Regions from separate parts of the Mus musculus genome. Here region 1 is linked to region 2. Evidence: chromatin loops called from intact Hi-C (ENCODE). Cell type or tissue: left cerebral cortex. All regions are shown on one strand.

Evidence for each region. A loop is a pair of places that touch in the nucleus more often than their neighbours do. Peaks named below come from ENCODE experiments on the same cell type or tissue, not always from the same donor. Only the 100,000 strongest peaks of a DNase experiment are listed, where the experiment ranks them.
Region 1: a loop joins it to region 2, with 2.6 times the contacts of the local background. A loop is called at or near these places in 6 of 42 quality-filtered maps.

The regions. Positions count from the first base shown.
Region 1 is chr2:76,263,768-76,271,767 of GRCm38, forward strand. The region is part of intron 2 of Pde11a (phosphodiesterase 11A); the gene reads right to left. Among named protein-coding and RNA genes, the nearest start is that of Pde11a, 71 kb to the right of the region's middle. In left cerebral cortex, no CTCF peak of the experiment used is centred here; DNase peaks (open chromatin) are centred at 3,051 and 3,745.
Region 2 is chr2:76,124,536-76,132,535 of GRCm38, forward strand. All of the region lies in intron 9 of Pde11a (phosphodiesterase 11A), which reads right to left. Among named protein-coding and RNA genes, the nearest start is that of Gm52518, 92 kb to the left of the region's middle. In left cerebral cortex, a CTCF peak has its summit at 3,729; DNase peaks (open chromatin) are centred at 457 and 3,762.

The sequences.
Region 1 (8,000 bases), 140 kb after region 2:
TCTCAGACTCTGCGATTTCTCCTTTAATGTCAGAAGAGTGCGTTCATTTATTTCTGCCTTTTAAACAGGATTGATGAATCCAATTTTTTATTTTCAAAATGTTTAGCAGTCGATTTATAGATGTATTCAGTGGTAGATAATTTCCTCAGTCTATGAAAGGCCTTGGATGCAAAAGGATCCTGAGGACCACAAAAAAGAGGCCACAGGGAGGGGAGGAGTAAGGGGGGAAAGAGGGGGAAAAGAGAGAGAGAGGGAGAACATTAGGAGACAGCTTTCAGAGATACAAGTTCCTGATAAGGATAGTTTGAAAAGCCTGTAAAATATGTTTTACGTCAGGGCATGAAGATGTACATACTGAGTTCAGATAAAATCTGTGGAAAGTCTTGCCAGGCTTCCTGGCTCCTGTGGAGAGGGCTTTGTGGATTTACATGAAGACACACACAATTTTTTCTTTCTTTTTTATATTTATTCTGTGAAATACTTCAGTAAAGCAGCATCATTTTTGGAGGGATAAAATAAACGTGCGAGACTAATCGAACAGTCCTTGAGAATTATTTGAATAAAGAAAAGTCTTCCGATTATTTCCAAGCCTAGAGCTCTGTCTGTGTCTTCGCTTAGCACCGTGATGAAACAAGAGGAGCCCAGGGGAAGCCACCTCCTATACTCCTTCCCCCTGGGCGTTGTCCCTCCAGCTCTTCAGAACGTGCTGGCTGCCACTTCCTGAATCCTCAGTGATATCGGAGCCTACAAAGTTTCTGCCTCCGTGACAGAAATGTACTTCTGGAGAACTGTCCTGTATTCAATTCATGAGAGTTAGGAATAGAAAGAGAGAAGGAGAAAGACAGTCCAGTGGTTAAGAGCACTTGCTGCTCTTCCAGAGGGTCTGAGCCTGGTTTCTAGCACTCATATGAGATAGCTCACAGCCGCCTGTAACTTCAGCTCCGGGTAACCCGATGCTTTCCTCTGGTCTCTGTCAGCATTTGTATGCATGTGGCATGTGTGTGCACCTGCGTGCGCGCGCGCGCGCGCACACACACACCTTTATAAAATAAAGTTAAGAATAGGAAGAAAGGGCTGGGATATAGCACAGTGGTAGGACATGAAGCTCTCATCTAAGCCCTAAGTACTGAAAACAGAATAAACAGCAAGAGAGACAAAAAGGATCTCTCTTCCCCAGCTGTCACTAAAGTAAAGATTTGTCACGTTCTGTGATAATCTCAGTCTTGCTGAAATCAGATCAAAATGCCAGAAGGAAGATGCGCAGCTTGGAGACTTCTGTCACGTTCATTTCTTGACCACGTCATACATGTGCATCCCTACACTTGGAGTAGGACCTCTCCTACACATGTAGTGACTTTATACCCTTTCTCCTATCAACGGGCCTACTGTCAGTTTATCCCACAACTATTGATCCCTTGGCAAAAGGAAAGTTTTTGGTCCCCTGAAGAAACCAAGAAACAACTGGGACTTTGACATTGCCCTGTTGTTTCTAGGGAGGCTCCTCAGCCAGGATTTCACACCTGTACAATGTGGCTGCCCCATGGCTTTGCTTTCCAAGTACCGCAGGGCTTTGTGGGCTCAGTCTTGTCTTCTAGCTCCCTGCTGTGGGCATCACTCACATGCACTGTCAGGCAGAAGGCCCTGTGATGCTGGAGTGTAGAGACATCCTGCCTTCAGCTCTGTGGTTTCCAAATTGTGCAACCTGTAGTCTCAAATATCTGTCTCCTTTTTAGATCTAAAAGGAGCATTTAAACACAGATAGTTTCAAGTCTATTTTCTTCTTATGATTTTCACCCAGAGCAGATAAATTCTCAGCAATTTTCCGTGAAGTTTTACAAAATAAGACTTTCCTATAGTCCTCATTTCTTTAACAAGTTCAGTGTGCATTGGACAAGAGCTGGCTTCATTGTTATAATCGTCCATCACATTTTCCAGTGACTGATTGATCAGTGGCATGTTCTAGCATGTCAAATTTCATCATCTCTACAGTAAATGCAGCGAGTGTTCTTTGCTTTACTCTTTCCTCTTTCTAGATGGGGAGGGCGCCCAATCAAGTGATAACAAAAGGACAAGACAGGCACACAGACTCAGGCTGGATTTGAGCACCAATCTATGTTTGTGGCTGTATGTCGTGATGTATAAGGAACAACTAAGAAGTAGAGAAATGGAAGGCAGATAAAGTCAGAAAAATCTAAAGAGCCTAAGTGTGCTGTGAATCTGTTGTAGATAGTCACCGGTTGTACTAAGTAATATACCCTACTGTACATATTCAGTTAAAAAACTGTTTATAAAAGGAATGCATTTATTACAGCTCTACGAAAGGAAGCAAGGAAGAAAGGAAGGAAGGAAGGAAGGAAGGAAGGAAGGAAGGAAGGAAGGGAGGAAAGGAAGGAAGGAAGGGAAGGAAGGAAGGAAGGAAGGAAGGAAGGAAGGAAGGAAGGAAGGAAGGAAAGGAAGGAAAGAAGGATAGGAAGGAAAGAAGGGAGGGAGAGAGAGAGAGAGAGAGAGAGAGAGAGAGAGAGAGAGAGAGACCAGGAAGAATGAGAAAATGAACAAACACCTCCCAGTCTCTAGTTCAATTCTCGCTAAGCAAGACAAACAGTATCATCTCATCTATAAGAAAACAAAGCAGCTGCCTTCCTCATAATATTGTGGAAGATAAGAATTAAGTTACACATAAAGTTTCCCAAAATATAAACCCAGATGTTCTCAGAGAGTCATGTCACCAGCTGCATTCCTGGCCTGCCAACCATTGTGTTCCAGTAATCCATTTTTTCCAAGTATCACCGGCCATGCTGGGATGGGATGAGCTGCCTGCCTTTCACATCAGGACCAGCTTCTCGTAAACAGTTACATCACTAGGGCACGGAGGGCATTGTAGGCATAATTTTTTCTGCAGCCTACTTTTAATAAGGGTTCAACCTCTCCTCTAGCTCACCACCCAGCAGAGATGGTGGTAGAGAAAAGTTATTAGGATGTGGGGGAAGGGGAGCTGGGAGCAAGCTCGATCTTCTTTGGCAGCAGTTCAGTCCCATAGCAAACGCATATGACTCAGCAGAAGCGGCAAGCTGCCGCAGAACCTCACAAGCAGTTCTTGGGCAAGTTTCTCTCACAAGTTGAGTTTAGCAACTCTGTGTAAGGCAAACCAATATATATGCACACACGTGTGCGTCGTTAGTGAGAATAGCGAGGTGGAGCAAACCAAACCAATGCTCAGTGCTCGTCTCCCACTGTCTGTAGGGTCATATTTGTACTCCTTCATCACAGGTCTTTCCCCTTGTCTGCTCCAGCAAAACTTCCTTTCTCCTGTGTCTGCTTCGGGAAAACATTCTTTCCTGTGTCTTCTTTAGCAAGACGTTCTTTCTCCTGTGTGCCCCAGCAAAAATCACTGACATAACTGGCTTTCCAAACAAACTGGAAGTTTCTACTTCAGGCCATAGAGTATCTTTCCAAAGATTTAAGAATAATCTTCTTCCAGAGGATGGTTGTAACTTTGTACTTCCAGAATAAAGAGAACAGTGTTTTATATGCTAGAATTGGTATAGATGTAGTTTCAAGGAGGGTGACGTACTGCTCTGTGCATGGCCAGGCGAAGAATAAACCTTACTAGACCCAGTAATATGTGTGTAATCTGCTCTTGGCAGAAGCTTGAAAACAAGAGAGTAAGAAAGAAAGAAGCATTTGTGTTTTACATGAGAAATCTGCGCTAAGGACCAAGTTTATCATTTGTGGTTTTCACACAGATGGCTCTTTAAAGATACAAGCTGTGGAAGTCTGCATGCCAGTGCGGCACAGCATCAGGACCAACGTGTAATGCCATGGGCATTCTAGATCTAGAGAAGAAATGGTGGCCAAGGAAAAGCACTAGACTCTTTCCACATCTGGTAGAAAGTTCAGTGGCATCGGGCCAAATGCTAAGTGGAGACTGAGTGTGTGTGTGTGTGTGTGTGTGTGTGTGTGTACGTGTGTGCATGTGTGCGTGCATGCGTGTGTGCTTGTGTGTATGTGTGTGCATGTGTGTGACTGTGTGTGTGACTATGTGTATGTGTGTACATGTGTGCATATGTGCATGTGTGTGTGCATGAGTGTGTGTGTGAATGTGTGTGTGCATGTGTGCCTGTGTGTATGCATGTGTTCATGTGTGCATGTGTGTATGCATGCATGTATGTATGTATGTGTGCATATGTGTATGTGTGTCTGTGTGTACATGGATGTATAGGTACATTCATTCCTGCATCTATGAAGGCCACAGATCTTCATAAGATACCTTCCTGTATTACTCTCCACCTGACTCTGACAAAGTGTTTCCCACAGAACCTGGAGCTGGCCATTTTGGCTAGCCAATGAAGTTCCAGGGTCTGCTTGTCTCCACCCCCAACTGCAGATCCTGGGACTAGACACATGCTATTATGCCAAGTTTTCACCTGAGTGCTGGGGATGCAAACTCAGGCCCTCGTGCTCCCAATCTGCAAGGACTTTATGTGTTGTGTCATCGCCCCTGCTTTGCTGAGTGAAGATTTTTGGCAGAGATCTAAAATCAACTTCTGAGAAGAAATCGTGGACACAAGGACTGTGGTTCCGCCCTCATGATCATGGAGAACACCTGAGGGTCTTAATTGGGTCCCTCATTCTGGTTTAGAACTAGAAAGTGGAACAGAATATTTAAAAAAAAAAAAAGTCTGCTACACTAGCATTCCAGGACCCCTGAAAAATAAAGTCAGTAAAAAAAAAAAAAAAAAAAAAAAAAAGCTTTGCACACCTGATGATGATGATGATGATGATGAGGAGGAGGAGGAGGAGGAGGAGGATAAAGAGGGGCAAGAGGGTGAGAAAAGAAGAGCAGAGTCTATGAAAACCAAATGAGTCAGCTAATAAAGCACTCACAATGGAGCTAGGTCTTGCAGGACGCTGCACTAGTAACCACTGGGCAGCATCTGAAACAAGAAGGTATGGAGCTCCTGCAGTTAGGTTCTGTATTGTCTGGACAAAGCCCTTCCAGAACCCCGCATGTGCCTTACAGATGAATGAAGTCAAGGTCCAGTCAACCAACGGTGTCATTTCACTCCCATAGGGCATCATTTCAAACTCTCGCCAGTGGGAGAATTTCATTGCCGCCTTCCTGTTTAATGTAAGCCTCCTTTCAAGAACCATGTGTAATAGACCTTCAAAGCGTCTCTGGGCAGCTCTAACTTACATAACCTCATTTTTCAAAGCTGTTCATTGCTTCCTCCTCTCTTAGCACGCTCCACTCCAGCCTGGGCATCCCATGGGGGAGCTCGCTGCCTGTTTCTGTAGCATGGGGTGCATGTGCCTCTGACACTTTCCTCAGTTCTTAATGGAATGTGCCCAATTTGAGGAGAGAAAAAAATGCCCCTTTGTTGATTGACAAGCTGATCAGAATCTGCCCATAAAGTAGCCTACAGTCATATCTAGCCAGGATATTACCCGAGGCAGATCAGGGAGACATAAAAAGAAATAATTGAAAATGAAAAAAGCAATGGCTCCATTCCTAACGGAATACCAAAAAAGAAGAAATGGAAAATATATCCAAGTATATATTTTACATGAATGGATTGTTAGAAATAGAAATTACAACAATGTCATAAATTTAGCTTATATCCATTTTAAATTCTTCAATAAGAAATATAATGTAGCTTCATTTGAATAACACACTCCATAGCTTATCTAAGCATAGGGAGGGGAATCCCTAATTGGCTTCCGGGTAAGTTACCCCTGAACACTTCACTCTCCTGCCAGCCACAGCTAATCACTATACAAATTCTGATTTTTAAGTAGAATTTTTTACAAAAAAAAAAAAAAATACTAAAATACTAGAAAAATAAAAAGCTAGAGATAGGTTGGGTGTGAGGAGAACATGGAACAAAATGATAAGTTATCTACCCTGTGAGTATATATGCATAGAGTCATTATATCTTAGTGATTCTCAACTGCTAGCTGGGGTGTGTGTGTGTGTGTTGAAGAAGTATTTGTGTGAATATATGCTGGTGCATGTATGTGTGGGGGTCAGCGTTAGTCTTTGTTAATAGTTCTTCACCCTGGGTTGTTTTGTTTTGTTGGGTTTTTTTTTTCAGGTACAAACTGACAGGCAATTTTTCAAGGCATAAAGTTGCTCCTCCCCCCCCCCTTGTGTGTGTGTGTTCTCTCTCTCTTTCTGCTCTCTGCTCTCTTTCTCTCTCACTCACCCACTCTCGGCTTGAGGCTGCACACACTCTGCATTCTCCTGCGCACTTTGCTTTTCTCCTGCGCACTTTTCTTTTCTGGAACTCCCACAGTCCTGCACACCTCTGTGTGTTCCCCTTTCCTCACACACACACTCTTCACACACACATCACATGCACTTTCCTTTCCCTCTCACACACACACATTCCACACACTCTCCTGCTCACACTCTGTCTCTCACATTCTCTCCACTCACCTCACGCACAGCACACGCGTACCTCATTCACTTCCCAATCCCTCTCTTGCTTTTTTTCTTGCCCCAGTATTTTATTGATACTCCAAAAAATCGGATTGGAAAAAAAAGACATTGTATAATCATTGCCAAATCAAATTCAAAAGAATAACCACATCCCACAAAGAATCAAGAATAACTGTGGTGGCACACACAGGTAGGATTTGCTTAAGGAGGCAGAGGCAGGAGGATCACAAGTTCGAGGCCAGCCTGGGCTCCACCCTGATTTTTGAAGCAGAGTCTCTTACTGAACTTGGAGTGCATCAGTTTGGCTAGGCAGATTACTAACCTGTCTCCACACCCACCCCGTCCCCAGTGCTGGGAATCTGAGCTCAGGACCCCAAGCTTGCACAGAGGACCCCTGGATGACTGAGTCATTTCCCCTGTCCCAAGCTTTTTTCATTGTCCTTGCATATATAATGCTCAAGCTCAGTCACAGGTGTTTATGAGAGGCTGAAATGGCATTAAATCCATTTAGAAATGATACTTTCCTTAGTACACACTCTCCACCCCCTAATTATTAAGCATGTGCACACTCCTACTTTAGTTTAACATCTACATACACATATACATACATACATACATACATACATACATACATACATACATACATACATATGTATATGCATATATGTATCAGGTGCAGAGAAAATTCTGTGTTTCCAAGTCCTGATGGTGAGACAATAGGAAGTCAAGGACCATGCACCAAATGTCTCCATGTCCCATGCAAAGACAAGCAGGTGACACTTGTCCTGGTTCTGCCACACTGACAAGGTGACCCCTCTGCACACTCTACCCCAATCACATTCAGTTTTCATATTCATCAGATGGGGTTGGTAATGGACACACAGGGGCTGCTGGGAAAACATATGAGGTCATGTGTGCAGTGCACCTGTCACAGAAGAGATACTTTGTGAGGTCATGTGTGCAGTGCACCTTTCACAAAAGAGACACTTTGTGAGGTCATGTGTGCATGCACCTGTCACTTTGCAAAGCTTTCCATTAGTCTCTCATTTAAGGGAAAAAAAAACAAAGAATGATGCATGCCGTTGCTGTGCTTACAGTTTCATTCAGTTCTTGGCAAAGAAAATGTGCAGTGTTGTGCTTGCGTGTTCAGGGACCTAGGCTTCATGTGTTATCAAGGAGCAGGTAGTTGCCCTGGGAACAGTGGATGCTCTATGAGGACTGGAGAGATGGCTCAGTGGTTACAAGCACAGACTGTTCTTCCACAGGGTCGAGGTTCAACTCTCAACTCTAATATGGTAGTTGACAACTGTCTGTAACTCCAGTTCCTGGAGACCTGACCTACTCTTCTGGCTTCTAAAGGCACAAAGCATACATGTGGTGTGCATACGTATGTGCAGGCAAAATGCCCATACAAATAAAATAATATTTTTTATTAAAAAATAAATTTATATTACAGAGGTCTTCAGAAAAACATACTCCAAATGTGGCTATGACAGTGACCTAGAGGTCTCTAGTTGCCTTCCAAAGCATGAGGCTTTGTTGCTAGTAGAATTGAATTTTT
Region 2 (8,000 bases):
CTTCAACTGAGAAGACAGTCCTCAAACAACCCTTTGCATCCCAGCTGACTTCATGGGTCCTTGAAACTCAGACCTGAGTTTGGATTCAGATCTGCAGCCAGCTGAGCGATGCAAGCCACAGAACCTATCTCAGCAAGTTCCTAGACCCAGATGACCGCCCATCTGCTCACTAGTCAGGTGAGAACCTGGCTGTCTTCTCTGTGTGTTTTGGTAAAGGTTCTAGGAGATTGCTCTATAAGTCACATCACACAGTGCTGGGCACAAATACAGACATCCAGTTAATGAAACACTTTCATAAGCACCCAAATCATCACACCCCAAAACTGAAGTAACAGAAACACATACCACACAGGGGAAAAAAAAATTCCAGGCACGCCAGAATCCGTGCATGCAAGTAACAGTTACTTCCTAAGGTTTCCATGGGAACCATGTTTCATTCCTCCAAACATCTGCTGTGTTTGGGAACTTGGTCCACCATCCTGAAGCACATTTGTTAGACCACAGCAGTGGTGACAAATCCTATAAAGATGGATTTGATTTGGGAAAACCACCAAATGTTGTTCAGCAGGAGATAAAGTGAGAACGCAGTCAACTTCTTGTTAGAAACACAGTTGTGTTTATAAAGAAGCGGCACGAATCTCTCTGTAGATGGCAGAATGATCCCTCTAAAATGCCAGACGAATCACATGGCCCTTCTGCTGAAGGCTGCTCAATCACTCTCTACTTCTCTTAGAGTCAAATTCAAGTCCCTCCATGCATCATAACTGTCCTTCGAGACCCACCCTCTGGAGCCCCATGCTTGCCCGTATCCTGGTGTGCAGAGATGTTCAGTGGCTCTGACAGCTTGTCACCAGAGTCCTCTACATTCTCACCTGCAACTTTCCTTCTCCCTGGTAAATTCCTGAGAATTGTCTTTCAAAGTACAGCTTGGAAGTTACCTTCTCGGCAAGCCAGCTGTGATAAAGCTCTCTGAATTAGATGCTTCTTCTGCACGTGGTACCCACTTCTACCCCAGACTTGTCACACAGGGCAGCAATCACACTTTCCCTCTCGTCTGTCCTCTTATAGACTGAAATTATGTGAAGCATTATACTGTGACTCATGTCATTTTGAAGTATCTGATATGTTTTGGTAAGGATTAAGTGTTTTGTATATAGTAGGTGATCTGTTATGTTGGTGGTTTGACTAAGAATGGCACCCATAGGCTTATGTGTTTGAGAGCTTAGTCACCAGGGAGTGGTACTATTTGAAAGGATTAGAAGGACTGGGAGCCATGGCCTTGTTGGAGTAGGTGTGGCCTTGTTAGAGGAAGTGTGTCACTGGGGGTGGGCTTTGAAGTTTCAACAGCCTGCGTGAGGTCCAGCTCACTCTCTCTGGCAGCAGATTAGGATGTAGCCCTCAACTACTTTCCCAGCACCATGCCTGTGATGCCTGCCTCCACGCTCCTTGCCATGATGATAATGGACTCATCTGCTTCTGAAAGCCAGCCCCTAGTGAAATGCTTTGTTTTATAAGCTTTGCTTTAGTCATGGCGTCTCTTCGCAGCAACAGAACAGTGACTAAGACAGGTACATTAATGTCAGTGTCATGCAGAACTCATAGATCCCACTAAAGTGTTTGAGGTACATGGATAATGACAGGATTATTAGAAATGCAGCACTTACTCATTTCCAGCATCAGTAAATACTTTCTGCATGTGTACTCATATATGTACATTGTGCATATCTGTACATGTGTGTATACACATGTATGTACATGTGTGTTTTCAGTACCCGTGGAGATCAACCCTGAGTTTTGTTCCTCAGATACTTTCTATTTTGTATTTTTAAGACCGTGTCTCCCTCTGACCTGGGGCTTACCAATTAGACTGGACAGTGAGTCCCAAGATAGACCTGTCTCTTCCTTCCTAGTGCTGGGATGGCAAGCTCACACTTGAACTACACAGCTCTGCACATGGTTTCTAGGGATCAAACTTAGGTATTCATGATCCTGTGCAAATGCTGTAGTGACTGGATCATCTTCCAGCCTCCACACTCCCTTTTGGTTGTTAAGAAACTGTTTTCTTAGGCTCTGACATAGGTAGTATCTGATAAATAAAGCAATAATGGATTATAACCCCCAAATGAGAGAGAGATAAAGAGATTTATAGAAAATTGGGAAGATTATGCAGAAAACAAATACTAAGTAATTTGAGTAGCTAGTTCCCCCTCAAGGAAATGGAACATAGCACTCCACTGTTGGGGATAGCTTTGCATATCCAAAGAGTGCAGTTAAGGAAAGAAGGTATCAGAGCAGCTCAGAGCAGCAGTGGGAAGCCTGAGAGCATTACTTCAGCCAGGGTGTCAAGGTCAAGGGTAAGTCATTCTGATGCGAACCACCCATGTCACCCATGGCCGTCCTCACCATCGTCTAGAATCAGAGTCTAAGCTTGAGAAAACGGCAGCCAATCCCGATAGAGAGACATACGAAGTGCTCACTCTGGAACACTGTTTCATGGACATACAATCAAAGCTAAGTGGACTAGGTAGGTTAAAGTGTGTGTGTGTGCGTGTATGCATGCATGTGTGTAACATAAAGAAATGATAATGAGCTTGGGGGAGGGGGAACCAGAGAGGAGTTTAAGGGAGAGAGGGAGAGGCAAGAGTGATGTAGATACAGTGGTCATGTGTGAAGTTCTCAGAAAAAAATAAGAAAATTACTAACTCCCTTCCAAAACAAGCCATAATACTTTTTAAAAAAGGAAATCATGAAATGTGGACATCCAAGAGAAGCTTAAAGCATGATATCTAAAGACAACAGGGAATCTTGGGACCCAGAACAGGAAAGGTATTTGGTAAAGAATCAGGAAAGGTGAACAAAGGAGCCCTCTAGGAGACAGAGTACAGCAATGATCATCAACTACAGCAAACACAGTAATAATAATAATGTACAATGGTAAAGGTAGAGGAAACATGATGCGGGGTACAAGGGGAGGCTACATTCTCTCTCTAAGTTTTCTATTAATATGAAATTGTTCTACATATGGCATATATGCGTGACATTCTTAACCAATAAGAACAAATCACTCTCTAACGTGTAGGGATCTGGAGAGAGAGCTCCAATTAAGAGTACTGGCTACGCCAGGCGTGGTGGTGCACGCCTTTAATCCCAGCACTTGGGAGGCAGAGGCAGCCGGATTTCTGAGTTTGAGGCCAGCCTGGTCTACAAAATGAGTTCCAGGATAGCCAGGGCTACACAGAGAAACCCTATCTTAAAAAAACTAAAAAAAAAAAAAAAAAAAAAAAAAAAGTACCAGCTGCTTTTCCAGAGGACCTAAGGTCGGTTCCCAGCACCCACACCAGGCAGTGTGAGACCGTCCGTAATTCCAGCTCCGGGGGATCCAATGCCATCTTCTGGCCGCTGTGCTCACACGTTCTCATGTGTACATACAGCCAGACACATAATTAAGAAAACAAATCTTCAAAATAAAACACAATGAAAAGTGAAAAAAATGCTCTAAAATAAGATGTACTTAAAAAATAGTATCTGGTTGGATGTTGATAGAGGTCCTCTGCTTTCCACAACACCTAAAGGAAAACACAGGAGCCCTCCCTAAGACTGAATATTGGATCTGAGGAATTTTGTTAAGTATTAGACAGATGCAATGGTATCTACAAACAAACCAAACCAAAACAACAAAATAAAATTGGCTTTATAGTGCTTAAAGACAGGAAAGAGCTGTTCTTCAAGCCGCCCCACGAGGGTGCTATTCCTTCTCTGGTGTCAAAGCGCTTTCCTGGAGACCAGGCATCTGCACTAATCAGAAAATCAATCCCTTCCTGGTCCTCTGGCTTCTGAACTGGCACCTACTTCTGAGGAATTGACTTTCACCCAGGGGCTTGGGGAAGTTATTGCAAGTAAAGCCCTGAATGAGGGTGGGGACAGGAATTGCTGTAACTATTACTGTCAACACCCAGGAGTGGCACCCCACAGTGTGTGCTGGAAGGAGATTCTTCCTGTACTTTATGATTATAATCTTTGCCTGTACTTTCTTGGATTTGATTCATTCAGCAAATAGTTCCTGCATGCAGCCTCACCAGACATCACACAGTTTCCTGTATGGCACTTTACTGTGACGCTCTCTTGGTATCTTGTTTACCTATTCCCGTTTTCTGCTAGAGTATAATAAATAGCACTTATATTCCCACTGCTCCATCCTTAGCAGCTAGAACAGCATGGGTCACAGTGAAGTGAAGGTGGTCGAAAGGGGACACGTGATTCTATGTACAGGAGCTTCCTAGTGAAATCAGAGTCACGGGCAAAGGGGTGGTTGCCATGGGTGACAGGGAGCTGAGTTAGATGTGCTGTGGATGTTGTCTCAGGTTGGGAGACAGAGAGTGGTGAGGGCTCTACAACAATGTGAAGCACTTAGACCCACTGAACTGAGTGCTGAAAAATGGCTGGAATAGTAAGTTCCATGTCGTGCTTATTTTTGCCACAACTACAAAGGAATAAAAAAGAACCCTGTCCCAGACTTAGAGGGATGAGCTGTGTCTCGGGAAGGGAAGGATGCATGGATCACTGAAGGTCAGTCCCTGTCAGGAGGGGCAAAGCTACAACATCGGGAATTGTCGACAGGAGAGGGCTCGCCACGGAGTTGTCTGGAGGGTTTGTGCAAACAAGTCCTTCTGCACAGAGAGAGCCGGAAGTCAGGCGAGGACACACCTCTCACAGAGGCTCTGCATCTCCACCCCACTTCTCCCTTGCTCTGAGCCTGTTTAGGGCAGGAAGGAAGAATAAGGAAATAAAAGAAGCTCATTGTAAACTCTCTTGGCAACAGGCTTCTAACTTCAGGAAAGAAGGCAATATATATACTCAATACCTCAGTGTGTCAGAAGATGCATCTAAGACCACCTTCGTCCAGGAGTGAAGACTGACTGGCTCAATGGATCAGGGAGAAGGGAAATGGGCAGGAAAGAAGAAATTAGTATCTGATCACGTGCTAGGAGTCCAGCTCTTTCACTCTTCCAACCAGAGGAGATTTTCCTCAGAGTTTAGGAGATTCCTCAGGGAGACTCATCTCTCCCCTCTTACTTCAGGAGGCTCCTTAACTCTAATAGAGGGAGGCTTCACACAAAGTCTGGAAAGAGATCTTTGAAGCCAGCCCTCCTTCCTTCCACACAAAACCAACTCTATTCATGGCATGGGGAATGCAGAGGAGATGCTCTGCCAGTTTGTGGGCAGCGAGACTTTTGTCATCAATCTCAAAGGGTCAAAGGTTTCCCTTTTGGATTCTTGTGCTGGAAGACCACAGTGGACGCAGCTCAAATGCTTTCACTTATCGTATGCATTTTTTTTTCTGAGTACCAATTGTGTAAAAAAAAAAAACACTAGGGGAGAGAAATAAAACAATCACATACTTCAGGGTACACACTTTCAGACAGAGGAACATACACAGGCATCATGCAGGGCAAAAGAAAGACAGCCACGGGACTAGACGTTTTCTGGAGTACATTTAAATTGAGCTCCGAATATCGGAATGGTCCTGAGTGGGGAGGCATAATTGGGACGGAGAATAATGAAAGCTGAGGGCACATTAAGGATCAGCTGGCAGACAGGCAGGTGGCTGATTTGTAGACTATGAAGCATTTGAGTGTGTAAGTAGCATACAATTCTCTGAGAAGAGAAATGAGAGCCAGGGGTAGGGAAGTAGTTTGGTGTGAGATTTCCAAGGGCCCCAGAGGCCAGGACATTTGTATTTTGATAGGGAATAGGGGAACAATTTAAGGTCTATGAGTCAGCTCGCGATGCACTCTACACTCTGTTGTAGGAGGAACAAGTAGAAGGGGATTGTGATTGCCCAGCCAAGAGGTAATGAAGCCCTTAAGTAGGACGGCTGCTGTGAACACTGGGAAGGAGGAAATAGATGGGAGGCTCTGGGGAGGTGGGGTAGATGACGCCTGGCTCCTGATTGCCTAGCCTCTCCCTCACTCTCTGTTTGACCCTCATTCTTCTCCTCTCTCTGATCATAAAACCGTGTGAGGCATCCCTTACCACCCAGACCTACACTTCCTGGAAATATTCTCGCCTGCATTAGGTAAGGCTTCATTCGCAATAACCGTGAAGGACACCCTGAAGAACAATTCCTGATGCTCCAAATGAGGACGTAATATTCCACATCTACATTCCTATTGTGCTCTCTGTGTTCTGACCTTTAGGTAAAGTTTCCCCTTTGTTCCGAGGACCACGCTCTGGGAAAATATGAGTGGAAAGAAACACGGCTTATCTGGAGTGTTTGGCTGCTTGCGCAGAATGGAAATCAAGATCATAAAAGTAAATTTGTTTAAATGATTGTAAATTCCTTTCTTTGTTCCATCATCCCGCTTTAAGAGCATCTAAGAGCTGTGAGGTATTAATATTACATACTTAGGTAAAAGAATTTTAACAATAGAGTTTTATAACTAAATTATAAGAAAGTTAGAAAAGCAGTCACCAAAAATAATTGTATTGATAATTCGATTGTTAGATAAAATCTAGGTACGATGGCAGTCATTCCATTTTTAAAGACCAGAAAAAGTAGAAGACATGTAGCTTACACATCTCTCTTTTACCTTTGGTGGATTGTGACTAACATGAGCTCAAGTTTCCAGCATGTGGCAATAGGAAGAGACTTCCTTCTATGCCAAGATAGATATGAAGTTGTGATTTCCAGGTCCTGTCACTTTCTGCAGAAGCAAACATGGTAACACAGGTGACAGGCACTGGGCAAACCCGGAAGAAGCAGAAGTGCTCTGGGATAGCTGCACCTGCAGTGGGGCCAGGGTGTTCTGCAGAGATGCCAGGGTGTTCTGCAATGGGGCCAGGGTGTTCTCCAAGGTGCTAGGGTGTTCTCCAAAGTGCTGGGGTGTTCTGCAATGGGGCCAAGGTGTACTGAAATGGGGTCAGGGTGTACTACTCAGCCCAGATCGAACACAGAAATTAATAAGTAGTAACTCGGAGTTATCAGTAAGAAAACAGATTCTAACAACATGGAGGGTAGGCAGTTGTCCAGCTATTGTGCTGCCTAAGGCATATTAAAATATAAAGGCTGTGTGTGTGTCTTTCATCTGAGAACATAAGCCATTAAGATAAGAAGGAACACTGCACTGAGATTTTAAAAATATTTTCTGCAACATAGTGCAATGGTGCCAGGCTGTTCTGTAATGGTGCTTGCGTGTTCTGCAGTGATGCTAGGGTTTTGTGCAGTGGTGGCAGGCTGTTCTGCTGGTTCCAGGGTGCACTGCAGTGGTGCCAAGGTACACTATAATGATGCCTGACTAGACAGTGATGTAGCTTGCAGAGCCTGAATCAAAGAATGAAAGAAAGGCTAATCTATTTTGAACTCAAACTCGAAGCAGGAAGTGATCTGCCTAACCAAACAGGCAAAGAGTTATGATCCCTAAATTAATCTGAGGATGAACAAACAGAATTCAACGGAGATCAAAGCTAGCAATGCACTAGTCAGTACAAACACCCAACTTTTGCGAAGGCTAGCTCTTTTATACAGCTTTAAGAGTGTGATTCCATGACCCTCTCCCATAGACCAAATCCTCAGACATTCCAATACCTTCTCTATAATGGTTCAGTACTGTGTATAAGCTATGTACCCTTATATAGGCTGAATCTTCTGTATACTGCTTATATATCCCTAGGTAGCACAGTGCAAAAGCTAGTAGACACTTGTGGTTCTATGTTACTTAGGAGACACTGACAAAGGGGAGATGGTTGCAAGTGTTTACTACAGATATACTTTTTTTTTAGGATCCTTCCCACCCATGGTTGAATTCACAGATGTGGAACCAGTGGAAAGAGAGGACCAAGTATGTCAATTATAACTGAATATTGCATCTGAACACTGTCCCTAAGTGTCACAATACTTTATTATGCTCATTTGCTCTATGAAGTAACTAAGATCTTATGCAGAATGTCCAAGGGTAACAGCTAGGCTATCATGACTCAGTCCAGATTAGAACCAGACATGT